2 separate regions of the Homo sapiens genome follow, and region 1 is linked to region 2. A link is a loop called in an ENCODE intact Hi-C map of the cell type or tissue named here. Cell type or tissue: endothelial cell of umbilical vein. All regions are shown on one strand. Each heading gives the region's core, and the rest is flanking DNA. Links, peaks and the distances in the headings are about the cores only.

Region 1 (11,818 bases), core at 1-8,000, 73 kb before region 2:
ATGATGGTGGTGGTAATGGTGGTGATGGTGGAGGTGATAGTAATGATGGTGGAGGTGATGGCGATGATTGTGGTGATGGTGGTGGTGGTGGAGGTGATAGTAATGATGGTGGAGGTGATGGAGGTTATGGTTATGGGGTGGTGGTGGAGATGATGGGGGAGGTGATGACAATGATGGTGATGGTGCTGGAGGTGATGGTGATGGTGGTGGTGGTGGTGGAAGTGGTGGTTATGATAGTGATGGAGGTGGTGATGGAGGTGGGGGGTTGACGGTGGAGGAAGTGGTAGTGGTGGTGGTGGAGGTGATAATAATGATGGTGATGGTGATGGAGGTTATGGTTATGGTGATGGTGGTGATGGTGGTGGTGGTGATGGTGGAAGTGATAATAATGATGGTGATGGTGCTGGAGGTGATAGTGATGGTGATGGTGGTGATGATGGAGGTAGGGGGTTTGACGGTGGAGGAAGTGGTAGTGGTGGTGTTTTTGTTGGTAGTAGTGCTGTTTTAGAGAATTAAAAAGAGGAAGAAGATCTCTTCTCCACCCACTGGGTCCAGTTTGGAACCTGGACATGCCCTCATCATGTTACAGTCTCTGGACACCAGCTGCCCTCTTGGCCATCAATTTTCCATGGAAGTGATGGGGTGATGGGGTGGGGTGCTAGGTGACCTCAGGGCACTCTTCTCAGTCCTGGGGTCCCAGGACCTCTTTTCTGTTGGGGGAGGGGAGGGGTCATTCTCTCCTTAGTGGGTAGAGTCGGGACCAGAGTTGCAGATCAACAGCTGGGCAGTAAAAGTGGGGGAGGCCAGCCCGTGCTCTCACAGCTGCCTGAGCCTGCAAGCCAGCAAGGGGCCTGTGCCGGGCTGGAGTCCACATGTCCCTTGCAAAGGATGGCCTGGCTCCCTGTGAGAGGAGGACGCAGGGGCAGCTCTGAGGTGAGGCTGGTGATATCCAGGGCCTCGGGGCACAAAAGCTCCTTCCTGGGACCCCGCCGACCCCATTTCCACCTCCTGACCAGACCCCGAAGATCGAGCCTGAACGCGGGGCCTCCCGGTCCCAGGATCCACTGCACGATGGGGCAGTGACACCAGCGCCTCCTGAGAAACTGGAGGTCTTTCCCCCAGGCCCCCAGGATTCACGTAGCTCTTCATCCCCAGCCAGTCCCTGGCCTCTGGCCCTTCACCCTGTCCTTAACCTTGGGGTCGGCTCTGGTTCCTCCGCCTCATCCCTGACAATGCCCAGCATGCCCACCAGAGGGCGCTCAAGGGCAGGGAAAGGACCTGGTTTGTGCCAGGCCTTGGCATGGGAGCCGAGACTCCTGGGACAAGGGGAGTCTGTCCCGCCCGTGGGAGACACAGGGCAGGAGAGTGCGGGATCTGGATTCCCAAAGACCCAGCTTCCAAGCCACTAGGCCGTATGACTCTGGCAAGTCCCTCGCCCCTCCGTAGTACTGCCTGCCTGGGGGGCTTCAAGGAGGGCCCGGTAGGACCGGGGGACACTTGGCTGCACCTCTATCCCATGTGGGGAGACTGAGGCCAGGTGGGGACATGGTGTCTGGGGCCTTTGCTGTCCCCATGAGAAGTAGGGTGAGTTTTTGAATCTGCAGTCCCCAGGGGGCTGAGGGGTCTGCAGGTCCCAGAAGCACCCCCTTGGCCGCCCAGGACACACAGCACACCGCAGCAGCCAGGCCCAGCCCCGAGGTGGCGAGAGAGGAGGTGTGGACAGGCCCTGTTCTGTTCCTCCATCCCCCTGGGTGCACGCCGGGACTGTTTCTCCTCAGCTTCTGTGAGCGGTGAGGAACCTCAGGGTGCAAGTGTCTGGTGTGTCCCTGTGGCCGCTTCTCCCGACTTACACGCAGGAGGGGACCTGTTCCTGTCCATGCCATGGTGGCTCTGGCTCTCTCTTCGGTGTCCACAGTGGCTGCACCATTTCACCTTCCCACCAGCAAGCGTGTGCACAGGCTCCAATCTCTCCACGCCCTCCCCTGCTCTCTCCGGCTGTGTGATTCTTCACTGTGGTTGCTGTCACAGCATCAGTGACAGTGAGTCGGTGCCGCACTGTGCTCCGTTCCTTCTCACGGCTGATTCCCACCCTGTTCTCTTCCCCCCCGGGAGCTCACGCTCAGGAGGGAGAGGGCTCCGGAAGCCACAGCCCCGCACCATGAGTGGCCAGGGCGAGGGAGCGGTGGGCCAGCAGGCAGGGGCGAGCTCGATGCCTCAAGGAAGGCTCCAGAGTTCACTCATTCCATGAGTGTCAACCAACAAGCAGCTCCCTGCGGGCCTTATGTGCCAGGCCTGGGCTGAGAGGCTCTGAAGTTACCAAAATCAGCACCAAAGTGTAGCAGTCCCCCTCAGTCCATGAATTGCTAAATCAAGCTCAGAGTCTAGCGGGAGAGACAGACCGGTCGGCCAGACAGACAGACAGACAGACCACCCTCCTCCAAGCTGGAAGGCACCTGATGCAACAGGGAGCGCCGAAGGCAGATCAGGGAGGGCTTCCCTGAGGCGATGCCACTTGGCTGAGTCTGAGAGGCGAGGAGGGGATAGCTGGGCCCTGGGAACCACCTGCGGGCCCAGGGTAAGTTCCACGTAACGCCCCGGGGGTGACACTTGGGTCAAAAGGAGGTCAGCAGCAGGCAGGGCTGGGCCTGAGGCCTGGGACAGAGCTGAGTCCTGGCCTATGGCAGTGGGGCCAGGGCAGGCACCAGGACCTCCAGGGTGCCCCGGTCCAGGGAAGGGACCTCCAGGGTGCCCCGGTCCAAGGAGGGGACCTCCAGGGTGCTCCGGTCCAGGGAGGGGACCTCCAGGCCATCCCAGTCCAGGGAGGAGAGCTCCAGGCCGCCCCCATCCAGGGAGGGCTGCTTGACTCTGGTCTCTGCTCCCTGCGCTGACTCAGAGGGCCGGTTCCGCTTTGTGGAGCTCAGTGGGGCCGCCCTCCTGCTCCACGGCCTGGTGGCCGGCTGTGGTCTATGCTGAGGAAGGGGAAGCCCAGGTCCATGCTGCCTGCCCAGGACCTCTCTGCAGAGCCTGCCTCTTCTCTTGGCCCAGGTCTGGCATCGGGGTGGGCTCCTGCAGCGGCCCCGCCCGTCCGGAGTATTTCCAGGGCCAGGGAGACGGGCAAGCACACAGGCACGTTGCGATGGGTGATGGAGGGGCGTGCAGGCGATGGAGGGGTGTGCAGGCGATGGAGGGGCCCACGCCACGTGGGTAGGCAGGGCCTGGGAGAAAGGGTGCCCAGGGACCACAGGAGCTGAGCCCTGAGGGTTCAGGGGAGAGTGCCAGGAGGGGGAGTAGGCAGGAGAGGAGGAACAAGAATGACTGAGGGGACCTCAGGACCCAGACAGGAAATCATAGCACAGGTCAGGGCCCATGTCTGGGGAGAGGGGACAGGAAGGGCTCTAAGGCAAGGATGGAGAGGCAGGCAGGCCACGGGAGGCCTCTGGACTGAGACCCAGATGCAGCAGGCTTGAGGGACCTCAAGAGAGGGCACTGCAGGCAGGGGCCCAGCCGTGCAAAGGCCCTGTGGCAGGAGGGCTGAGGTGCCACCCACACAGCCCGAGGGCAAGGGCTGCAGGAGAAGGGAGAGATGAGGTAGAGATTTTCCCAGGGCCATCCCTCCCAACTCGACCCCCTCCCCAACGGGGTCCCAGGGCCCTGCCATTTTAAGCCTGAAAGAAACCAGTTTGACTCAAACTGGAGGCATCTCCTCTGGGAATCTACAGCCCTAAATCACAGCGCCTGGGCAGCGAGTTCACTTCAGGACACACTGGTCTTCTGAGTTCTGTCTTCCTGTGTAGCTGGGGGGGATGGACAGCCCTGGCCCCGGGCCACTGTTCCCCGCCAGCGCATTGTCTGCCAGGCCAGCGGCGGAAGCAGCAGCTGCTGGGGCAGGCGGAGCCTGCTGGAGGAAGCCAGGGCCCCCCTAACCCCCGCCCTCCGCTGTCTCCACTTGCCCCACCCCCTCCACCACTGGAACCTGGGGGACAGAGGCTGGGCATGGAGACCCGCCCTGCCTCCAGCACGGGCCCCCCCAACGCTGGCCAGAACCCTCCCTGTCCTTCCACCCACCCAACTCAGCCCAGTCCCCTGTAGACTCTCAGGACCATCTGGTTTTCCAGCTTGTGGGTGACTGACCCACAGTTGCCCTGACTAGATGTCGGCCACCTCTCCGCCCAGAGGGAGGGGAAGAGAGAAAAGCCAAAGCCTAGTTTACAAGGGAAGTGACTCCAGGCCTGGTTGCCTCCTCCTCCCCAAAGAAAAAGAGTTCAGCTACTGGCCCTGTGGGAATCTGGACCCCAGACCTCAGGGGCAGGGACTGGGGGGATGCAGAGGTCAAACCTGGGAACCTGTAATGGTTCCCTGGTCCCAACGGCACCTGCCCTGAGCTGAGCCCTGAGCCTGACTCTACAGTCCCAACCCACCACCCTGTGCCTCCTACCCCTCCCCAACCCCAACTCTCGAAGCCAGGGTCACCGGACACTTCCCTCATCCTTTGAGGAAAGATGGTGAAGCCTCAGAGGCGGGAAATGGATTCAATTGTCCACAGCTGAATGTGTATGATCCTGTTCAGGTGTGAAAACTGAGTCAGTTCAGTGCCCGGTGGCACCTGACATTCACAGCATCCCTGTTGGAGTGCCCGCCTTGGACGCCATCTGTCCAGGCAGGTGTCCTCTGCGGGCTCTTGTTCCAGGCTGGCACGGCTGCCAAGTCCCCTTAATGGGCCAAGTCCCTCTGGATCACCCAACGCCTGGGTCACTGCTCCTGCGGCCACTCCTGGACCTGCCGCTCCTCATCCCCACCCCTCACCAGGGCCCAGCTGTGCACCTGTGCACAGCTCCCGCTGGCTGAGTTCCCCCAGGCAGTGGGCACAGGCCAGCCCTGCCCGGCCCGCAGAGCCCACCCTCTCCTGTCCTGAGGATCTGAGAGCCCTCTTAGCCTGGTCCCTTCCCCAGGGCTGGCAGCAGTGCCCCCCCAGGGGCCCTGGCTCTTTGTCTCCTCAGGGACATTGTTTGGAACGTAGACTCCTGTTGGCCAGGGATCTGGTTTCTAGACTCTTCTTTTGCTGTTTTCCTTCAAACGTTAGCCACGCTTTTCAAAGTATACTTTAACCTCAGACGCTGGCCGGCATCTCCATCGTCCCTTGCTGGGTACTGCCCTTGACCGTGCAGCTGCCTGGGGCTGGAGGAGGTGCAACCTTGGGGAGAAAGTCACATCCCTTCACCAGGCAAGGACAGCCAAGCCCACTGCCAGAGGAGTCATTGGGTTCAAGTAAATAATCAAATTGGAACTGTGTGTTCAATGTAAGCATCAGAGAGCCTGCTGTGCACCCTCCCCCCCATAACCTTCTGTGGCTCCCTGTCGCCTCCCTGAAGGCCTTGCTCTTCAGCACAGCACACTTGAGCCTCTGGGTCTTATTTCTCCCCTGTTCCCCCTCCTCAGGCACATGGGAGCCATGCCTCGTGCCTTTGTCATGTGGGCCCCTCTGCCCGATCGGCACAGGCTCACAGGGCCAGGTTCAAAGGACCTTCTAGACTCTTTGGCTTCAGAGGGGCTGTCCACACACCTGGCCAAACTGCTCCTCACAGCCACCTTTCCATCTGCTCTCCCCTGCCTTCCTTGCCCTGGCTAACCCTACTCAGCCCTCAGGTCTCACCACCTCCTCCGGGCAGCCTCTCCTGACAGCCTCCACCAGCCCCCAGACTCCCACAGCCCCCAGACTCCCGCAGAGGCCTGAGGTGCCATCTAGGGGCATTGTCCAATGACAGGGGACAGCTCAGAGGTGGGGGGATGTTCTGTATGCACTCCCTGCCTGCTGAGCTCAGGAGCCTGGGGGCCAGGCAGTTGGAGAAGCAGACAAGCAAATCAACAGCAGAAATAGAAATGACACTGACAGCTACCACCTGGCACCTGCCTTAGAAAATGCATTGAGCACAAAGGAAACAGACGTGCAGGCGGCCAGGCGACATTGACACTGCGTGGAGTAGGGGACAGGGATTCAAAGCCCAGGCTCCGGTGGGCGCGTCCCAGGCACCTGCTGCCGCGCTTCCCAGAGAGTGAAATTCGCCACTGTGGGGTGGGGGCATCTTAAGGGTTGTAGAAACCAAGGAGCTCAAAGGAAGGAGCCAGGGGTCGCCTTGTCCAGAAGGGATTTGGGGGTGCAGCAAAGATGCCGCAGAACATCAGAACATGTATTTAAAAGTAGAGGTGAAAGACCAAGGGAACGGGGAGAGAAGGTAGGTCTAAGTGGAGGCAGAGATAGGCCCACGGCTTTGGCTCCAAGCTTCCCAGTGGCAGAGGCAAAAAGGGAAAGGGGCAGTTTACACAAATTACTATTCTATGGGTACAATTAAAAGGCACCACATCCTACTCCTGATGCTTCCCTTCCATGGCGGACTGGGGATGGCACAGGAAAAGAGCGTGTGGAATTCCTTCCCATCCTGTACATGTTCGGAGCATTGCACTCTCCCGGGCTCTGGGGCTTCCAGGTGAAACAGCCCCTACCTGCCAGGCCCTCAGCCCGTACCTGTGACAGCCCCCTGCTTCGTCCTCACAACAGCCTGGGCACTTGAGGTTGGGGTCTCAGCTGTCACTCTTCCAACCCTATAAATGAGGAGGTGGAAGGAAAGAAGCCAGCACTTCATGAGGACATGGTGGTCTGTCTGCCCATGATGCAGACGCCGGCTTTGTGCAGGGACCCCATTCCTCAGCCCCACATGTGTGCACCTCTTTGGCCGGACCTGTCCTCCCATCCAGGTGCCTCCCAGATGAGGGGCCTGTGCTGAGGGACTTGGTTTTGTGTCTAGTGGCTGCTCCTAGCACCCTCACCTCTGTCCTCACCCAACCACTGGCCAGCTGGGCTCCTGCCTCCCTGCAGGTAGGGCAGGTGCGGAGGGAGCACAGCCCTGAGCATCCAGTCTTTTCAGTCTGGCCAACCCCCAACCCAGTGGCTCTGAAGGTGCCTGGAGAACCAACAGCTCAGGACCCCGCTGGGCAGACCAGGCCTCTCACGTGGCTGTAAGAGAAAGTTCCTCCACCCCACCCTACCCCTCGATGTCTCCTGCCCCTTCCACCCTGGGCAGATGATGGCTCCATACAGGCCAAGCCTGGATGCAGGTGGATCCAGGCCAAGGACACGGGGGTCCCCTGGAGTGAGCACAGATGGTGGCATTCGTTTGACCTGCTGTGGCCTCTAGAGCCCCGAGCCACGTGGGCCAGAAGGTGCAAGAGTGTTCAGGGGAGACCAGGGAAGCCTTGGGGCTTCTCCAGTTACCCCAAAACATAGACACTGACAACAGCCACTTTCTTATGCTCCATGGGTCATAGTGGGAGTGCCTGGTTTCTGTTCCCCCCAGTGGGGGCCTCAGCTAGAGGGAGCTCCAGGGCTGGGCCAGAATCAAGGTTTCCTCACTTGGTATCATCTGAGCTCCACCAGCCAGCACCCCTGGAGAGCCAGGCAGATGCAGGGGCTTTCCCAGCCCAGCCCAGTGCTCACATGGCACCTCCACCACCCACTCACGGGGTGGTCACAGGCCCAGTTGACCCAGGGGAGAAGCATTAGCACCACCCTGGATGGGGCATGGTGTGGCTCTAGGAGACGCCTTGGATGGGAGATCCAGCCCTTCCACAGCATCCTCCACTCCTGTATCAGGAAATCCGCCCTTTGCCCTGGCAGCTTTGCCTGTCCCTCACTGGAACATGCTCCAGCCACCAGGCTTGCATCTTCAGAGCCCCGCTGCCGCTTTTCTCTATGCCTTCCCAGCCCCTCACTGCACCTGCTCCAGCTGGCCCAGAGGCCGACCCTGTGGGCACGTTTGCCAGCTCCCTGTGCTGGGACCTGTCCGTGGCCTCTGCCGGCGCGAGGCACTGGCAGGAGGCCTAAGGGTCCCTGCCACCAGTGGCTGCAGCTACCTCCCCGTTTGGCCACCAGCCCCAGAGAACGGCTCCTTCCCTCCTAGCTTTTCCTGAGCTGGGCCCACGCCTTTGTCCTGTTTTTAAACGCTCCTCAAGTGGCCCAAATTAAGGGGCCACACTATCTGCTTCCCCCAGGGAGCCAAGAGGGCTGCCAGCTGTCACTCGTGGGACTCCGGCCAAGGGGCCCCTTAAGACTTCCATGGAGAAGAGCTGCTTTGAGACGGTCACTGCCCTCGTGCTGGCTCAGTGGGGACAGGGCTGCAGGGTCTAACTCCAGAAAGACTCGGCCCCAGCAGGGGAGCTGGCGCCAACCAGACAGCTGAATCAACAGCCACCGCCATGGGTCCAGGCCCCCTGCAGCCTGGCGGCCCCACACGCAGGACTGGGGGCTGCTCAAGGCCAAGGGTGGGGCTGTACTCCTCAGTGGTGACGGCAGCAGCCCCCTACCCCCTTGCCCACCCTGGCTCCTGTGTCCCACAGTGAGGTCTCTCCGGTGCACAGCCTGGGTGAGGGGTTGGTGGGTCCAGATGGCACATTCAGACCCTACATCCCCAGCCTAGCAGAGCAGGGGGCGTCAAAGGGGAAGGAGCAGTGGGGGGAGGAACGAGGGGTGGGGGTGTGCTTTGGAAGCCTTGAGAGTTGCCCTGAAGGCTTGAACCGCCCCCAGGGCCAGCAGGAGAGCCATTACCATAACCAGGCAGGGTCCCCTTTTAAGAAAACTGCCCTGGTGGGCTGGTTGCGGTGGCTCACGCCTGTAATCCCAGCACTTTGGGAGGCTGAAGCAGGCAGATCACGAGGTCAGGAGTTCGAGACCAGCCTGACCAGCATGGTGAAACCCCATCTCTACTAAAAGTACAAATAATTAGCCGGGCATGGTGGCGCGTGCTTGTAGTCTCAGCTACTCAGGAGGCTGAGGCAGGAGAATTGCTTGAACCCGGCAGGCGGAGGTTGCAGTGAGCCGAGATCGTGCCACCGCACTTCGGCCTGGGCGAGTGAGACTCCGTCTCAAAAAAAAAAAAAAGAAAAGAAAAAGAAAACTGCCCTGGTGGCCACTGATGGAGAAATGGAGGGACAGAGGCCAGGGAGGGAGACTCTCGCTGGGGCATGGAGGGCTTCCGGGCAACAGTGCAGCCCAAACAGAGTGGGCCTTGGCCAGAGGTGGACAAAGCCAGATGCTGAGGGTGGGGTGGGCACAGCGAGAGGCAGCCACACTAGCTGCTCCCGCTGGGCCAGGCCTGGTGGATGGTGTCATCCTCCCTCACATTCCTGGATCTCAGGGACACCACTTCCCCAGGCTCAAGCAGCTGAGTCATGAGTGTCCTCCCTTCAGGGGACCCAGCCATTGGCTTGGGTAGATTAGTTCTGATTTAACCCCAAAATAATGACTTAGTGGCTTTCCTAACTGCAGCCAGCTTTGCAGGGCCTCCGAGCTTTCAGGCCACCTCCCCTCCCAGATGCCCTTGAGCTGGACCTGAGAAGACCCGCCCAGAGGAAGGCGAGGAAGACTCCACAGGGGTGACAGGGGCCCAGACACCCCCTATCTGCATCAGGACCCATGTGAGCAGAGCTCACCCTGTTGTCGCCCTGGGCACTGTGGCCATCTGCCAAGGGACAGATAGATGGACCTTCCTAGTCCTCAGGCCTCAGGCCATCCACAGGGTAAACCCACATCCACCCACATCTCCTGGAGCCTCCCCCGCCTGGGAATGGGAGCGAATGACCCCATCACACTGGTCTGATGGATGAGTGAGCAGCACCCAGGAGGCCGGACGCGGGAGGCTTGGCCTGGCCGGCAGGGAGTGGGCGCCCTGGGCTGGGACCGGGTTTCCTGCTCCCCTCTGTCTAGGCTTTTCCTGGGGGACCTGGCCTTGGAGGCCAGCGCCTGAGGGCCCCGCAAGACAGTCAGTCTTGCTGTCACTCCCAATGCCATCTTGTGTCCCCTCTCCCCAGACCCCTCTGCTCTGGGAGACTGGTGAGTGAACACCTCGTGAGGTGCATCCTGTGTGGGCAGGATTCCGACCAAGTGCTCCGACGTGGAAGGAAAGAATGCACACTCAGGCAATCTGGGTGTGACCACCTTGCTGTCCTGCGATCTAGGGGATGAGAGGAGGTGACAAGGCCCAAGGGGGTCATGCCGCAGACATGCCCAGGCCCGGCCTGTGTGGTCAGCTGAGGGTCCTTTAGCTGCCCGTCTACTGTCCTCAGGTAGGATGCCTCGTGCTGGGAGCCAGGCCGCCCAGCACCCTTCCAGCCTCTGCTGACTCCAGCTGTGTGTCGTCGGGCATCTTACTCAACCTCTCTGTTTCTTGTCCTTCTGCGCCTAGGGTCATGATAGACCTTGCTTCCCAGCAAGCATGGAAGAGGCTGCGAAGAACAGCTGGTGCCCAGGAAACTGGGAAGCCCTGGCTAGGTCTCAGTGCTGTGGCTGCTGGTGTTCACACCATGGGCCAATGCTAGGGATTCACAGAGGCAGGGGATGGGGTCCCTGCTCCAGGGTTCTCCCAGTCTGAGGGGCAGACATGTGACTGATGTCAACTCTCCTGGGTGGCCTGGGGTGAGAGAGAGTGACTCATCCCTGGGTGCCTTGGGGACGGTGGCCCTAGGAGGGGACTCCCCTGGCCCTGAAGAGTTGTGTGGCATCCCAGGTAGAGGGGCTGGAGGGGTAAAGCCCACCGCCATGCTCCGAGCACGCTGAGGGCTTGGTGTGAGAGTGTGGTGGATGTGGGTTGGGTGGGCTGCGAGGCCTCCAGCCTCCCACCTGCCTGCCTTTATTGATTTCCAGGGATTCAGGACCTCAGACGCTGGGCCGGTGACAGGCCCCTGGGATTCTGGTCGCAGTCCAAAGGGTCTCTGGCCACCCTGGGCCTGATCAAGTCCTCCCTCTATCTGGATCTATTTCTCCGTCACCAAAAGTTGGCACTTGGGTTTAGTGGCTGACAGCCCTTCTGATTCTAACAGGAAGTGGCTCTGCAGGGTTCCGTCACGCACGCGCTGTGCTGGGGGTCCAGGAGAGGGCTCTAGGAGTCGGACGGTTGGTGGGGGAGGATGGAGTCTGGCTGCAGAGCCCAAGCATGTTTTGTGGGGGCCCGGCGGGTGAAGGGTGTCACAGCGATGGAGGTGCAAGGTGATAGATGAGAGAGGCAGTCCCAGCACAGGAACCCAAGCAGGCAGCACCTGCATGGCATGGCTCTCCCGCCCTCCATTCGCGGGGCGGCCTCCCATCCTCCATTCTGATGGTGACATTGAAAATGAAACGCCAGGACCCCAGCACCTGCATGGTGTGGCCCTTCCGTCCTCCATTCTTTTTTCTTTTACTTTTTTCTTTTTTTTTTTTTTTTTGAGACAGAGTCTTGCCCTGTCGCACAGGTTGGAGTGCAGTGGTGTGATCTCAGCTCACTGCAACCTCCGCCTCCCGAGTTCAAGCGATTCTTCTGCCTCATTCTCCCAAGTAGCTGAGACTACAGGCACCTGCCACCATGCTTGGCTAATTTTTGTGTTTTTAGGAGAGACGGGGTTTCACCATGTTGGCCAGGCTGGCCTCGAACTCCTGACCTCAGGTGATCCGCCTGCCTCGGCCTCCCAAAATGCTGGGATTACAGGCATGAGCCACCACGCCCGGCCTCCATCCACCCTTCTGATGGTGACATTGGAAATGCCAGGACCCCAGGGGTTCAGGTGGCCAACCCAGCTTCCAATCCACCCGTGTAGCCCCATGTGCCATGCCTTGGGTAGGTTGCCAGGGTTCTGAGCCTCTCCCTCCTTGTGTGAAAGCCCCTCTCCTGGATCTGGGCAGAGGGTGTGCACAGCCTCTGGAAGTGGCCTGGCGGGCGTGGGGGCTCAGTGAGCACAGGGCCTGGGCTTGCAGGTGAAGCCCGAGGAGGTGGTATGGCTCCACCTGGCTGCCCTGGGG
Region 2 (15,723 bases), core at 4,039-12,038:
AACCCCACTCCCCTGGTGAGGGAAGCCGGAACCCTTCAGACCCTCTGCACGTGGGCTCCCTCCCCGACAACCTCTTTTTCCTCCACATCACAACCTTTCCAGCACCTGGGAACGGTTCTAGGCCAGAGGAGGATGCTGAGGCCATGAATGCATCCGTTGACACGAAATTCAGGCCTTGACCATTTCACGTCTTTCTGTTCTTCGTTTTTTCCTCAAATGTTGGACAAGGTTATAATGTTTATCCCAAGAAGCTTTTGAGACTTAGCACTTGTAATTTTCGTAAGGGTTCTGTTTGATTTTTAAAAAGGTACTTTCTTTTGTAATTAGGTGCAAAAAGGAAAGCACAGAAAGGACTCTTCTTGAAAGCCTTTGCCTCCAAAGATGAGCAGAAAGGCTTCCAGTTCCTGGCACCGCCAGGCAAGGCCCTCTACCTGATTCTCACTTATTTCAGTTTTGTTCACCAGCTGTAAATACTGCTAGGCTTTGCCAGGAAGACTTTTTTTTTTTTATGTTGAGTTTGTTTTTGAGCTTGTTGATTGCACGGTGGAATATTCTAACGTGGAATTTGGCTTTGGGAAGACTTGGTGTTCAGGAGTTGTCGGATATGCCCTGCTGTTGTGAGGATGGAGCTGGGTAGGGGTCCTGCCGTGGGCCATGAGTGGGGGTAGGCAGGTGTGGCCGTCACCTTCTGGGTGTGCGGTGCAGATCTCCACCTGGGAAGGAAAGCCCTTGGGAGACATGCCTTGTGATTCTTGCCTTTCATAGAATGACTGCCAAATAGCCCGGTGCCTCTTTACTCGCCTGCCTCGTTCCTGTGCATCCCTCCTGAGGTCACCACTTCTATGTAGCCTTTCTCCTTTCTGAGGAGCAATAATCCAATCTGATCAGTGTAAGTTTGCCTCCGTGGAATGCTGATGCCCAGGCTGGGGACCCCCGCCACCCCTCTCTCAGCAGTGCTTGCAGGCATGAGATGGTGAGGGTTCTCAAAGGCTGTCCTCAACACTGATCGGCCTTTGATATTGAGACCATGGGGCAGCTGCCTGCCAGGTTCACAGAGGGCTGTAAGCAGGGATGAGGCTTAGGTGGGGCTTGGAACCACCCCGGGTGCCTGGCCAGGGAGGCTCTGGTTGCAGGGACTGGCAGCCCGGCAGACGAGGACAGAGGACGGGGTTATTGTGCTCTTTCAGCTCAGGCAAAGCAGCTTTGTGACAAGGACTCTCGTGGGGCGATTGTGTCTGTGATTTTATACCCAAGGTCTATTTGCCCCAGTCTAATTCTAGGGGCTGATCAGGATGCACCTGGCAGGGAAAGTGGGCACCTCGGACGATGGAAGCCACTGCAGGGAAGATGGGGGGAGAGCTCCCAAAGCCAGACCGGCGTAAGGCATTTCTGGGACCTAAATTTCAATGGGGCTCTGTTTTGCCTGGAAACTGTTCATAAAATAAAATAAGCCTATGTGTGTATGAGTATGAAGGGATGGATGGTGATGTTTTCCTTAAAAAAACAAAAATAACAAAGTGCATGTGTGTACACAGCAGTCGGGGTCCCAAGTCTGTGTGGTATCAGGCCTAGTCACGGCACCACTCACCTGGGCCTCAGTTTCCCCAGTCTTTAAAGAGCTAAGAGAGTTCTCGTTCTGTCTGCTGCACGGGCCAGGAGAGTCACGTGAGGCGAGGTGAGAACACGTTGTGTAAATGATGAAGTGTTTGCTCTGCACACGTGAGGTGCTGTCTTTACTACCTTAGGGAAAAACCCTCTACTCTGAGGCCGTTGTTTTAGGATTCAAATGGTTAGTGATTGACATGGTGCCGGGCACTTACTAAGTGATCAGGATGATTTTGTTGACTTGAACCGTGGTGTCAAAATCCTCTGCATTGGCTGTAAGAAAGAGGTGGGCTGAGCACGGTGAGAAATGGAGTCGAAACAGAGAGCATCCCAGGCCTCTGAAGGCCTTCGAACATGACAACGAGTTGGCCCCCACTTTGGGGGATTGGAGTGGACGGTTTGGAGATCCCCCTGGGACATACGCCTGAGAGCCCTAAGTGTTTGTCCCGGGGTCCAAGCCTGTCGTCTGCAGCCCTTCATTGCCCTGCCTAGCTTGGACTGCGTAAGCGTCTGCTGGGCCCAAACCCCAGCCCGGTCCACACACTTGGGCCATCTCTCCTGGGGGACCGGATTGTGCGGCCTCCAGAGCTGCCTGGCAGAGGGCACACCTTCTCGGCGCCCTGGTGCCGCACCGCGCCGCGCTCCCAACACCGGCTTGCTTATGCTTTGTCCTGATGATGATGAATGAGGTCAGCCTGGCTTACCATTCACAAAATAATTCTTTATTGCAGAGAAAGCTTTTCTCTATCTGAGATCTGCCCTTGTTATCTACAGCAGTTATGCTTTCCCTGGCTTTTGGTGTTTGCCTACGTGTAATGAAGTAGGGAGTAACCCAGGGAGAACGCAGGTAGGGCCTGCTCCTTCCTCTGGGCTAGGGGCGTTCCACCAGGCCCTCAATCAGCCCCCAGGCCATAAAGGCAACAAAACATTTATCGCTACACACAAACCTACATATACACACTTATGCACACGTATACATATGCGTACACACACACACGTATCCCAGGATGCTATCCTCGTGGAGCTAACATTTGATATTCTAAGTATTAAAGTTTGAGGCACCAACAGGCTGTCTTAAAAGGCTCATTCAGCCTGTCTGCCTTGGAGCTATTTTATTTATAATTCTTCTTGTCACGTCAAAGAACTCTGTGTTTCTTGCAGACTGTGTTCGGGTGGTTGAGTGTTTGGTTTTTGGCTACAGCCGGTTACTTTTTCCGAATCTGTAGGTCCAGGTGTGCGTTGACAAGGTTTTTCCCAACTCGAGAAGTTTCTCAGGGAGCCTTGGAGTCCTTCTATAAATTTCTGGCATTCTACGTGTGAGAGACTTCCAGTTTTGGAGAAGTCGGGAGAGTGAGGGAAGGAGCGTGCGGTTCTGAGTCCGCTGCCTCCTCTCAGACAGAAAGTCAACGGGCAGCATCTTGCAGTATATTTAGAATGCAGACTTGAAAAACTGACGGATAAGATATTATTAGCAAAGGTACAAACCTTTGATGATATTCAAAAACCCCTGCCTCTGTGCATCATTGAAAACCAAGCGAAAAAGGAGTGAAAATAGTGAAAATACCTATCCACGTCTCTGATTACTTTGAAATCGATTTTAAAAATATGTTTATCATGTAAATATTATGTAGACTTTCATTTTCAAGGTCAGTGTCCCTTCTTGTCTGGTTGCTTACAGTACCACTTTTTTGGGGAGTTAAAAAAATGAACTTCATGTTCTTTTGAAATTAGGAATTATACCAAAAGTTGCCTATAAAATAGCAAGAAACAAAAAAGCATCGGTTTTCTTCTTTAGCATTTTTTGGACAGCAACTAAATATTGTCTTGTAGTGATAAGTTCAGTTCAAACACTTCTTGTATTTCTGTAGAAAGGGTGCCTATGAAAAATCTGACCTTAACCTTGAAGTTAACCAGGTCTAAAAGCTAGGATACTGGGACATAGTCAGGAAAATGAAACTGGTTTTATATATAAATTAGTCACCTGTGTTGTGTGAAGTCACATTTGATTTTTTAAAAATAAAATGGGAGTCTCTCAATAAATAAGACCAGTGTGGTCAAATGCCAAACAACTTGTAATTGACAATCCCCCAAAACCAAATCCCAATTTCAGTATGAGTTCCATTTGTGGGCAGCTTAAGTTTGTTGTAGTAATTTTAAAGAAGTAATCTGTGAAATCTTGATTTTAGTAAAAAGTTCCTGCAGTCCCTTGCAACTTAACAACAAACCATTTGAGTTCAAAATCAGTTTTTTCTCCTTTCTTTTTTTTATTTATTCTAGAGGAATTTACCTAGCCCGCTGAAGACCTGTACAATAAAATATTATAAGTAGCACATAAACTTTTTAGAAAAATGTTAATTTCCCCATTTCTGATTATTCCATTTAAGAAATTGTAGAAGTGATTGACTAAAATTAATTCAGCACCCACTTCTGGAATGGTAATTTTTGTTTTTTAAAAATTTAGTTTGGTGCCCTTTCTCATTCCTCATTTAAAGTCAGAAATCTAGCTTTGGCATTTGATAGATGCATATATAACCAGAGATATTGGCCCGTCATCCTTAATACATATTTTCAGATTTGTGTTGTTACTACTTTGGAATGGAAAACATTAATCGTAATTCCTCATTCCTAAGGGGAAATTTTTCATACTAGCATGTTGTTTATTAATATTATGTACAATATATTCATATATGATTGAACACACGCCTGTCGTAGACTTCTAGTTGTTTTATGCGCTCCTTTTGATTGAAAAGTAATAATTAACCCCTTAAGAATGCTTTCGGGGTTGTTAGACTTCTTTTTGAGATACATACGCAGGCACCGCAACATGAAACATGAATGTGTAGACTTCCAAAGCATGTTAAAGGTGACAAAGCGCTGCTTACACAGGTTTAGAACCAGACATGTGATTGCACGCGTGTGGAGCTGGCACCATGAAAGCACGATGTGCATCACTCATAGAGGCAGGCACACTTAAGTATGTTCTTTACATTGAAACAGAAAGGAAAGAAGATAGGAAAAATGGTGCCAGCACGCTGGGCTTTTTTTGTTTGCTGTTTTGGGTGGGGTGTGCTAGTGCAGTGTCCGGTGTACGCTTTTGTCCTCAAACAGGCTTGTTCCCCGGTCAGAGTTTCATTATTGTTGCTGGTAAACAAATGCCAAGTTTGACAAAAAACAGTGAAATAAAGCAAAAGATTTTGAAAAATGCTTCATCATGTCAGAAGGAAAGAACCCTTTTCACGGGTGCCTGCCCACATTTCCTTGCCCAGCCTGAGACCCTATTGACTTTGAATTATCTTTTGCTGTTTTATTTCTATGAAAATTATAAACGCGTATGTTCGTCCAAGGTGGATTGATGCTTAGAGGTTGCGTATAAATAACTGAGAGTGAAAATAAACCCATCATGCGGTAGGAGCGTATGTTGTCATGAAACAGGCCTATGAAAATGGACTCTCAAACCTGCAAACTACTTTGAAACAAAGGCAAAAGAAAAAAAATCATAAGCCTGGTTTGCCTTTATCCAGAGTCCCCAAAGCTGCTGAGCAGCTCCTCAAAAGGCACATTGTCTAGGATGATCGAAGTGGCATCTTATCCAGGAGCCACTGAAAACTTGCAATCTCAAGTTTATTGGGCTGGCTTTAAAAACATCATTATTCTTGGATGTGCAACTGAATGTTCAGAACCCAAGTGAAAATGTAATTTTTCACTCACTCGCCGTCCTTGCTTTAATTAGATTAAATGCATCTGTTTCCTAAGTCCTCATAATGCCTTGGATACTGAGAAATTTAAAATGTCGACCCGTTGAGAAAAAAGAAACGAAACCGAAGCACCCCCCTCAGCCTTCTGAGGCTGGACTGTGGGCCAGGGGCTGGCGGAGAAAGCAAGGCAGCAGGAAATTGCCGGCTCCATTCCCATTAGGCGGATCTGGGGAGAAATCAGGAAAAAAATAACTGTATAAGGCTGACACTGTAAACATCCTAGTACAGCAGCAGCCTTCCTAGACCTTATTTTCAAACATCTGACCTCAGGCATGGCTGTGGCCCACAGGCGAAAACCAAGTTTTTCTTCCTGGAAACTTATCCATCACAGTGCTCATCAACAATGTAAATTTTCCGGGTTTTCTTGTTGATAATTTGAGCATACTGTAAAAAATATTATTATTTACTTTGAATAATATGATAGCAAATAGACAGAAACAATCTAACCTGAATAATATCCAGTGGAATTACCTGAGTGCTCTTATTTTTGCTGAATAAAGCGGCATTTGATTTCTGAATTTGCAACCAAATTATATGTAAATCCTTGCCAAGTACAGGGGAAATTTTTTTAAAAAGAGTGTGTGTTCTTGAATATTGTTCTGACTTATCTGATTTCCTGCTTTACCAAATAAAAATTGGAAGTGGGAAAAAGGCATTAAATTAACTTATTACAGTGAGAGCAAGAAAAAAAAATCATTTAATAAAAAGAAGGTTAGCAAGCCAGTATGATTATACAATGATTTCAGGTGAAAATTACAAAGCTAATATCCTGGCATTTAGTCACTGCGTTCAGTAATGATACAGTTGTCAAATTTGTATTTGTGCCAATGGAACAAAACTTGTAAGTGGCATAATAGAAGATAATCTCTTTTTCTTTGTGGCTTTTTAAATTCAATGTTTTAATCCATTTAATCACAAAACATATATCACATTAGTTATAATATTTATAGTGTTTAGGAACGTGATTATAAATACAGTGTGGTTGTTGGGTGTAGCCTTTTTTTTTCCTTTTTTCGCTTGAACGTGTATCTCCGAGGTATGCATCATTTCTAGAGATTGCCCTTGAGAACAGTTTTATTGAGAATAGTAACCATATATTTATGTTCAGAATCCCCATTTGGTCGTTACCGGCTGTGTTCATTATTTTGGAAAAACAAGATTCCATATTAAAAGGCCTGGTGCTTATGATGTTTAGATCTCTGCATTCATCTCAGTTTCTAAAGCATTTTTGTTCTTCTGGAGTCCCTAAACTTGCTAAACCACAAAATATCTGTAGTATGTTTTTTAAAGTAGTTGAACCATACAGCAACGATGGGGTACAGGAGGAGTTTATAGAGCAGTTAGCGGTTGAGTTCTGCCTTAGTGTGGCTGGGTTAGGAGGGGCTACAGGGGCATATGTGGGACTTTGGGCACTGCTGGGCACAGACTCATCCTGTGGGAATGTGTGCTCTCACCCCACACTTCCTATTTGGGGCTGAAAATTTTAATAGTGAAGAAAGAAAATGATAAAGCACTGTGCTAGACAGGATTGATTTCCCCTGCTGTATTGCTAGAAGGTAGACACGGCATGTCTGCGTCTCAGGCTGCCGAGAGAGCCGTGCCCTTTTCTGGGGAAGCACAGAGCTCCTGAGCTTCCAGCTCTGGGCCCCACAGCCCTTGGAGCTGGGGGGTGAGGGGGAGACACAGGACCTTCCTCAGGAAAAGAGGGCACCCCACTCGATAGTGAAGCCACCAGGCAGCTATGGAAAGTGAAAGTTGGTCCGGATTCCAATGAAAAGATTAATTGGAAAACATTTCTACTCCATTTTCTAAAACTGAGTTTTCCCATAGAAAAAAAAATAATAAAGCTATCCCTAAAGTTCTTTCAGCTTCTAAAAAGAAGATGCTGTAGTAAGATTCCAGTCCCCACCGCCCCAACTCCCAGGAAAGCAATTGGGAAGGTTTCTTAACATACCCTGAGTTCTTCCTTCCCTCCCCCCAAATTCCGTGTGTCATGGGGTGGAGGCAGTGGTGTGTTTATCAGGGTGGCTGGCACAATTCACAGCCACAATCATGGGGGTCTAGCGAGCTGTGGAAGGCAGCTCAGTGGGCAGCGAGGCCCTGGCAGAGTTGCCCGGCTGCCCCAGCCCAGCGTTGCCCTCCTGGGCAGTCTAATCCAATGTGAAATGAAGTTTCCTGGGAAGCAGGGCACACGAGGAACTTTTGAATTTACCAATGGCATAAAAAGTATATATATTTTTATGACAACGGGCAAGTTTCAATTGGTTGGCAGAAATGGCGAGATGTGACGTCAAGGGACACTGGTTAGAATGCCAAGGCCGGCGGCGGGGGGTTGGGGGGAGACAGGCACAGACAGACATTGGGTTGGGACCCGGGAGGCCTTGTTTCTCTCGGGCCCTGGCCGCCAAAGGGCCGTCGCAGGCGTCTGGGGACATCAGCTCCATGCGGCTCTGGGCCAGGGCATGCTCGGGCAGGGGGACGGGGTCTGCGAATAGTGACTCTGTGTCCGCGTGCGTCCCCGAGAGCCGGAGGCCCAGGCCGGCCCCTCTGCGGTTTGGGAACCACTCAGGCGCCTCTGTGGAGCGGGCGGGAAAAGACGCCGCGGCCTCCTTGGCATTCTAACCCGTGTCCGGACCCTAGAGGCCGGCCGGTCTCAACCACCGGGAGGGCCTGGGAGGGAACCGTGTGGCCCGGGGCCAGCAGTGTCGCCATCGGGCTCCGAGAGAGCAAAGCTGTGGCCTTGAACTTCTCCCCGAAGCTCCTGTGCCCTGAGTCGGGGAAGCAGGAAGTTGTTGCCACCGGGAAGGAAGAGAGCGCGCTCGGAGCTGGGCAGCGGCTCCAGGCACCGCGCCCCTGCCCATCCCACGCCTCCCCGGGCACCGTGAACCACCCCCCAACCCAACTCCTCCAGGCACCTTGCGCGCCCCTCTTACATCTCCCGGCACTGTGCGCTGACCCCTGCCTCCGCCGGCCGGCTCCCGTGTGCCGAGTCCGGACTCCCACCCCTCTGGGCACCCCTTGCTCCGCGGGGCCGGCGGTGTCCTGGAAGCCGCCGCGGGGTTGCCCGTGCGCGCGCTCCGCCCTGGGGGAAGCCCGCTGCCACCGTCGGCCCCGAGCGCTGTCCCGGGGCCGCGTCGAGAGCTCCGCAGCGCACACTGTTCCCCGCGGGGACGAGCCTGGAGAGCCTGACCGCTGTCCGCGGCGCGCTCGGGGCTGCGGGCACCAGGTTGCGGGGACTGCAGGGACCGTCGGTCAGCCAGGGGTCCCAGAGCCGGGCCCGAGCGTGCGCGCGCGTCCCGCTGCCCGCAATCATGGCAGCCGGCGCCTTGGAGCGCAGCCGCCGAGCGCGCCCCAGCAGCCGCCTCGGTGCCAGGGCGGCGGGGGCGGGCCGGGCCGGGAGCTCGCGCCCGCCCGCCCGCCTCGGCCGCGCGGGCCCCGGGGCGCGAAACGGAAGGCCGCTGGGTCTCCGCGACGCGGTGCCCTTGCCCGGGGCGGGCGGCGGGAGGGGCCGCGGGGCGGGGGCGCGCTGGAGGGGAGCGCCCGGGGCGGCGTGCCCGCGGGGACGCGCACGCGGGGCTGCGGGGCGAGGCGCGGGGCCCGGGCGGCGAATCCGCTGCTCGCACCGCCCGCCCCGCCCGCGCGCGCCGTCCCGGGGTGGGGGGCGGTGGAAGGGGGAACCCAGGAGGGGCGGCGCCCGGTCTTCACCCGCAGCGGGCACGGCGGGGGCCGCGGGGGGCCTCGTTGGTATTCCGGGCGCGGTTGCATCCGCGACCTCCCCGCAGAACAGGGGTGCCCGGGCGCGCGGGCACCGCCGCCGCTCTCGGGCGGTCTCCGCGGGCTGCGGGGCCCGCAGGCGCCTTGCTTTCCCCGTCCCCTCCTCCCTGGGTTCCCCGTACTCCCTCCCCCGCTCCGATCCGGCGGCGAAGGGGTGGGCAGGGAAACGCGCTCTCTGGGACAGGTGCCAACTCCGAGACAAAAGACATAAAATAGGCGGCAACGGGGGAAGCGCGGCCGGCGCGCTCGGGCGGGGACGGCGGCGCCGCGGGGGCCGCATCCTCGGTGCCGACCCGGGAAAGTTTGGGAAGTCGCCGCAGCGGCTTCGCAGCGGCGGGGGACGCGCGGCCCGGGTCGCCCTCCGCGCCGCGCTCGCCCTCTCCGCGCCGCTGCTGAATAATTCATGGCGCGGCCGCCGGCCATTAGCATGCACCGGGCGCGCGGCGCGTCTGTGCCAAGCCGCCGCCGCATTCGGCGCCCGGGCAGCGCCAGACGAGCGGCCGCGCGGCGGCCGGGCCCACGCTGTCCCCGCGCCCGCCCGTCCGGCGGCGCCCATTGTGCCCCGGCCCGCCCCGCCGGGCTGTCCCCAAGCCCGCCTGCAACCCACCGCCCGCCCGACGGCCCGGCCCTGCAAGTCCTGGCTCGCGACGCCCGCCCCGGAATGCACGTGAACTTGGAGAAAGTCGCGGGGCGCGCCGGCCGGGCTCTCCGCGGCAGGGCGTGGGCGTCCCGGGGCCGGCGCGCTTTCGTTTTCGTCTGGGACAAAGGTCCCTTGCGGCGCGCGGACGCCGTGACCGGGTCCTGCGGGCCACTCTGTGGCGCAGTCGGGTCGCTAAGCGCAGGGAAGCCGGAGCCCGAAGGCAAGGAGAGACGCGGCGCGGGGCCGGGGAAGTGGGGCCTGGGCCGTGCGCTTCGCCCGCGGCAGTCCAGAGCCGTCCCACCCTGCGAAGAGTTGCGGGAACTGGCACCGCTCTGCCGTCCGCCGCTTCGACGCGGGAAGAGGGTGAGCGTTTGGAACCCAGGACTCAGACCGCTAGCTGAGGGCCTGTGCAGCTCTGGGCACGCGAGCGCGGCGCCGGCGGCGGCCAGGCACGGTCCTCCCGCAAGGGCAGGGCTGTCGACCTGTGCGCCCCAGGTCACGATCGGGTTCACGGCGACTCCTGAGGACGGTAAGTGCATTTCTCACTTTCGCTGCTTAGTGAGTATTTAAATATTAATGAAGGGATCTCTAAGAGGGACCCTTCCGTAGGGCAGGCCTTCCACAGACCAGGGAACGCACCGAGGAGGTTGCTCTTGAACCTGAAGCCGCACCAGCTTGCAAGAACTCCACTCGGCATTAATCTGGATCTTGGAATTTGTGAAGCACAGCTTCTAATCTCAGGTGTGCAGGCTATTTGCCAGAGAGAATCTTGTTGAACACATAAAATAAGCGTTAGCAGACATCTTAAACACAATGGGAAGAAAAGAAAAAACATCTGTTTTTAGATTTTTTTTTTTTTTTTTTTTTTTGGTGAGATGTGTTTGGAAAGGTTATTGGGAAGCTACAACTCTTTCTTGGAAGATTGAAATATTTCATTTACTTCCTAAACCCACGCTGCTGATTTTTTCCCCCTGGTCGGACACTTGGGGACAGCTGATTTGAGGGGGGATCCTCGGTTCGGCGTTGGCGGCATTTGGGCCGGTTCAGTGAAAGGCCCTTGTGTGAAAGCTGCTGTTTACGGTGGTGTAAAACGAAAAACAATTCGTAACTTTTTGTGGTAAAATGCCCCTTTATAGGTGCCTCACACAGGCCCAGCCAGTGGTCCTGGGGAGTTTGTGAGGAGCAAGAAAGGGGTGAAGGAATGCTTGCGTGCAATGATTATAGGGTTTCAAGGTAACGTGGAGATTAATTTTTTTCAAAGGTGGGTTTCAAAAGCCGAGGCAGCCTGCAGGCCAGCAATAGCTTCATTTTATTGGAGTTCATTGGCTCTAGCTCTTTGGGGTTTTAAAATACGTGTTTGTCCGTGTGTGTACGGAGCTAGGGTTAAAATGAAACCCCAAACTGTGGGGGATTGAGCCTGCTTTTTAGTATGATTGTGTCACAGGTGCAATGTCCCCCCTGCCCTCCCCACCCTACTGAGGTGGTTTGGATAATCTTGCTGGGTGCTTTCACCACAAAATAATGGGGGGCCTGTTTCCATAACACCCCAGGGCCATGAGCTGGCTCTTGGAGGCTGTGTTTCTGGGAACAGGGACAGAGGCCTGGGTAGTCCAGGCTTGCCTCATGCCTCCCTCCCACTGGGCTGCCTAGTGCCCTCCCCAAAAACCCCAAGGACTGAGGGGACCATTTCAGTCGGGTCCAGCCAGCCGCGGCCGGAGGTGGAAAGTTTGCCTCCGTGCTGGAAGAACTAACCTTGGCCGTCTTTTTTGCTGGGCTGCCTCTCCCATTGCCCCCTCGCTCCATTTTGGGCTTTTATTTATGACTTTATCAGAGGCAGTTAGCAGACATGAAACCTGGGGTGGGACATTCGGGGGCGATCTCAGAATCGGGGCGCAGCTGCAGAAGGCATGCCGTGATAGCCGGGAGCTTCTACTTGGCATGGCGTTGGCAGTGACGAGGTTGGTAATTAGAAGAAGCTCAAGTTCCACCGGGGCCTTGCCTGTAAAATGCTGGAGACGTTTACCCGGAGGCCACAGCAGACTGGGAACATAGCACGGAGGGCAGGCATGGTGTGGCACTCTACTGAGGCTGCGGGGAGTCCCTCTGGATTAAAACAGATTCCGAAACAAGCGGTATCCAGCTCTCCTGCTCCCACAGGCCAGACCTGGGGCTAGCCAGGGAAAGGCCTGAACGTCGGAGGAGGCAGTCTCCAGGGCCGCCAAGTGAGGGCTGCTATTCGTCAAAGCTCCAGAGCCCTGTCTCCTGCCACACAGTGTGGCCCTGGCCCATGAAATGGGATGAGGTCAAGATTCTGCAGCCAACAGTTGGGGCCAGCGCTGGGCACAGAAGCCCTGGCGAGGCCCTGTCCTGCCTTTGTCCATGTTCCTTAGAGCCAGCTCAGCCTGACAGAGTCTCAGGGTCCCACCAGGGGCTTCCCAGTGGTGTTGGAGTCTCCCATCCCGGCACAGTTCATTTTTGAGGGCACACACACAAAAGAGAAGGCTCTGAAAATGAAACTGACACTTGTCTGTTTTTTTAATCACCTCTGGATTTAACATCAAGAATGTGGAAAGCAGTGGCCCAGGGCCACAAGGACTATGGTGTGGGCTGGTGGAAGGATGGGCCCCGGTTTTTCTGGTTTTGTTTTAAACCGGGGCCTACCCCAGGATAGTCCGTTGCCTGTGCTGGGGCCTCACCAGGCCCCAGACCCTCCTGGGTGAGAAGGGTCTCCAGGGTGCTGATGGGGACGAGCTGGGCTCCACTTGGGCAGTGCCCCTCTGCCATGTTGAGGTCTCGTGCACACTGCCTGAGCAGGTGCAGGCCAGCAGTTTGCCTTGCTCCGCAGCAACAGCGTGGTGCTTTGCAGCAGGGTTACCTTTTGTTATGTGGTTTGCACCTGGCTGGGTCAGGCTGTCCGTGTGAACCTGTCTCACTCCCTCCGACCCCCTAAAGGGCGGTGGGGCCTTTCCTACCTAGCATGGATGGCGTGTGACTGGAAGGCAGACCGTGTGGCCCAGGAGGAACTGGGAAAAGCTCTGCCCACCCAGATGGGCACCCTGCCTGGGCAGGTGCTGCCTCGTGTCCAGGGGAACCTCTCGTGCAGTGTAGATGCATGCATGTGCTGAAGGGCGGCCTCTGGGAAGGGAGGGGTCCTTCCAGGCCGGGCAGGAAACACCATAAAGCCACCATGCTTCCTTGGGGTGTTGTCGCTGGGTTTTGAGGGTTCTTTGCATGTTTGGGGAGAGAGGAGAATGCTCTTGCCGAAATCGCAGCAAGCTGGAGTCTTTGCACCCTGAGCTTCAGTCTGCCCCTGCCCCTCCCTGGGTGACCCTGGCACATCTGAGCTCCTCCCTCAGCCTGGATTCTGAGCTGTAAAGCGGGAAGAGTGTTAACCCACCTCAGAGACTTCAAACATTATTTCCATAAAGCACCATTCCAGGCACGTTGTCGGGGAGGGGCGGGACATAAATGGCTACTGCTGTTGTCACTTATTGTTGTCAACAATAATCACTGTTGTTGTTTAATTTTTATTTATTTTACTTGCCACTACTATTATTTTATATATTGTATGATGTTATATTCTAAGTAACAGATAACCCAACTTCGGTCTCATCAGAAAATGAACCAAGAAGTTTACTCTCCCGGCCCCACAGGTGGGAGCAAAAGTGGACCTTGATGATACCTCCCAGGTAGACTGGCAGGAGGTTGCAGAGCCAGCACTTTTCTCACCACAGGGACTTGGTGTGAATGTGGCTTCCAGATGCATCTTGCACCTCACATTGGGTACACAAGATGAGACCAGGGTCTCCTTGGGGACCCGGGAAGTGCTGACGGAGGAGGCACTCCTTCCCAGGGACAGGACGGAAAGCATGCCTGGGTGCTGGCTCTGGATCTGACCTTTGCCCCCCCCCCCACTTCAGGGGCAGGAAAGAAGGGGGCAGGACGTCCTGATGCAGGGGCCCAGAGCAGCCACACCAGCCACCAGCGTCCTCGCTGGAAATGCAGATGGTGATTTGTTGGGAGGGTTTCACCACTCTGACGAGCTAATTGTTCTTTGGCCTGGTACGTTAACCAAAATGCTTGCTTTGGAGAATTTTCCCTCCTAGCTGGTTGTTCAGGAAGACCCAGCAAGATCGTCCTTGCTGAAAACATCTTGTCGGAATAAGAGAGAGCTCTAAATGGCATGGGTCATGCTTTCTGATGTTATAGAACTGAGTAGGGAGAAAAAGCAACAATTGTCTCCAAGCAGAGACAATGGATCTTTCATATGAAATATTTATTTTCAGGGCTGCCCAGTGTTCCCTGGGCTGGGACGGTCCGTGGAGCTCGAGCATCCGGGAATGGCAAGCCCCAAACATGTAGTTGGGGACAGAGATTTAGAGAAGAAAAAAGAAAGTCTCCTGACCCGTGGTTCTTGAACAATTTCAGTGGGCACGTCTGGCTTTCTTTGTCGAGTGGAGGCTAAGCTTGCACGAGTTAATTTTGTTTTCTTCCGTGATTTTTTTTTGAAAGCCGCAGGGCTGCACTTGGCGAGTGCTAGAAAGACGGCCACGTTTGGGATCGTGGGCCGGATGGGGCCTCCGTCGGCCAGGCCCAGTTGGCCTTAGCCGGCTGGGTCACAAAATGGAAGTGTGAGGAAAAATAGAGCCCAGAAGAGGAAGGGTCTGTCCCCAAAGGGCTAAGGGAGAGGCCATCGAGAGGGCGATTTGGGCCAATATTTGTGGTTTCCCAGTGTCTGCTCCTCCCCAAATTCCATTCTCAGATGAACTTGGGAGTGGCCCGTAGGTTGTGGGAGAGTCTGGCCTGACTTGGTGAAGCCACACACAAGCAAACACCCTTCCAGGCTGGAGAGGGTGTTTTTGTAACTCTGACAAATGTGGCCCAGAGTTATGGCTCCGTGAATATTTTCTGAATCGACAGAATGAAGAGGCCTACACATGAGCCATCCCCTGGTCCCTTCTCTGAGGTGCTGGAGGAGCTGCCCCGGAGAAGCCAGGCCAGAGTCCAGGCTCCCGTTAGCAGATGTGGGAGGAGCGGGCCGTGCTGGGGCCGTAGTGAAGCGATCTGTGGTGCTCGGGGAGCGTTGGGAAGGCTGAGGTGGCCCATCAGCTGGGGACACCCGGCACATTACGGGGACCTGTCTGGACACCCCAGCGATGCCTTGAAGGAGGACAGATGAGGGAGTGGCCCTGATCAGGTGGGGGACCAGGGTCACCCAAGCAGCTTTCTTGGCCAGTTATATCTGGCTTCAGAAATGAGGTTTTATTTTTTCGTCAATCGGCTGTCACGTTTTATTTTTCTTTCAATGCCAGAGCTTCTCAGCTTGGCCCCTGTAGCCCTGTACGTTAGCCCACTCAGAAGAGAGCTCTCTTTCAGGGTGTCCAGGAGCCTCTGACACTATAGGTAGAATTGGTATAATGGAAATCATGAAAAAGAATGAAATTTTGTGACAATGGGCAGAAAAACCCCAAAACCAGGTTTCTAGTCACTTTTTTGTGCGTGGTGGGAGGCAGTTTGAAAGTAAAACGGAAATCAGGGATGGGAAGCTTCTTGGTGGGGTCTGGACTGGGGAGTCTCATCTTTCTGACCACCCAGGAACCTGTGTGGAGAGAGTGGCTGGGCCACTGTCCAGCCAGCGCCGAGAGGGTTTCCGAGTAGAGATGTTACCGCAGGGTCACCGGTTAGTGTTGTAAAATAAGACTGGTGGTTGTGGATACTAAACGTGTGCATGAGATCTACACGGTAAAAAGGCCAAACAATTTTTTAAGCAGTGATAGAATTTTCCCTCCAGATTTAGAAGGAATCGTCCCTGATGCTTCTGGCTTTCTAAAACCAGGGCGGTTTTCCCCCCCGCCCCGTGGAACGCCCTTTCCTTCATTCTGGCATTTCAGATGGCAGGAAGAGCATTTAGCTGAAATATTTACCTGCTGATTTGGGGTTCTTAAATTT

Evidence for each region. A loop is a pair of places that touch in the nucleus more often than their neighbours do. Peaks named below come from ENCODE experiments on the same cell type or tissue, not always from the same donor. Only the 100,000 strongest peaks of a DNase experiment are listed, where the experiment ranks them.
Region 1: a loop joins it to region 2, with 3 times the contacts of the local background. A loop is called at or near these places in 32 of 110 quality-filtered maps.

Annotation. Positions count from the first base shown.
Region 1 is chr22:45,993,764-46,005,581 of GRCh38, forward strand. No RefSeq gene overlaps it. Among named protein-coding and RNA genes, the nearest start is that of WNT7B, 23 kb to the left of the region's middle. RefSeq lists enhancers at 1,416-2,334, 3,298-3,967, 7,271-7,440 and a silencer at 2,689-2,838. In endothelial cell of umbilical vein, for the core only: a CTCF peak has its summit at 1,240 (motif pointing right); DNase peaks (open chromatin) are centred at 1,288, 2,928 and 3,828; H3K27ac peaks cover 2,805 bases.
Region 2 is chr22:46,062,346-46,078,068 of GRCh38, forward strand. All of the region lies in intron 1 of LOC124905135 (collagen alpha-1(III) chain-like), which reads left to right. It overlaps LINC02939 (long intergenic non-protein coding RNA 2939), which reads right to left and starts at 8,676. Exons shown (of 2, transcript NR_148973.1): 1 at 8,294-8,676; 2 at 2,306-5,526. RefSeq lists silencers at 8,318-9,097, 9,158-9,237, 9,368-9,577, 9,658-9,747, 9,918-9,997 and enhancers at 9,591-10,145, 10,146-10,698. In endothelial cell of umbilical vein, for the core only: no CTCF peak of the experiment used is centred there; DNase peaks (open chromatin) are centred at 5,976, 6,396, 7,626, 9,276 and 8 weaker places; H3K4me3 peaks cover 5,431 bases; H3K27ac peaks cover 7,769 bases.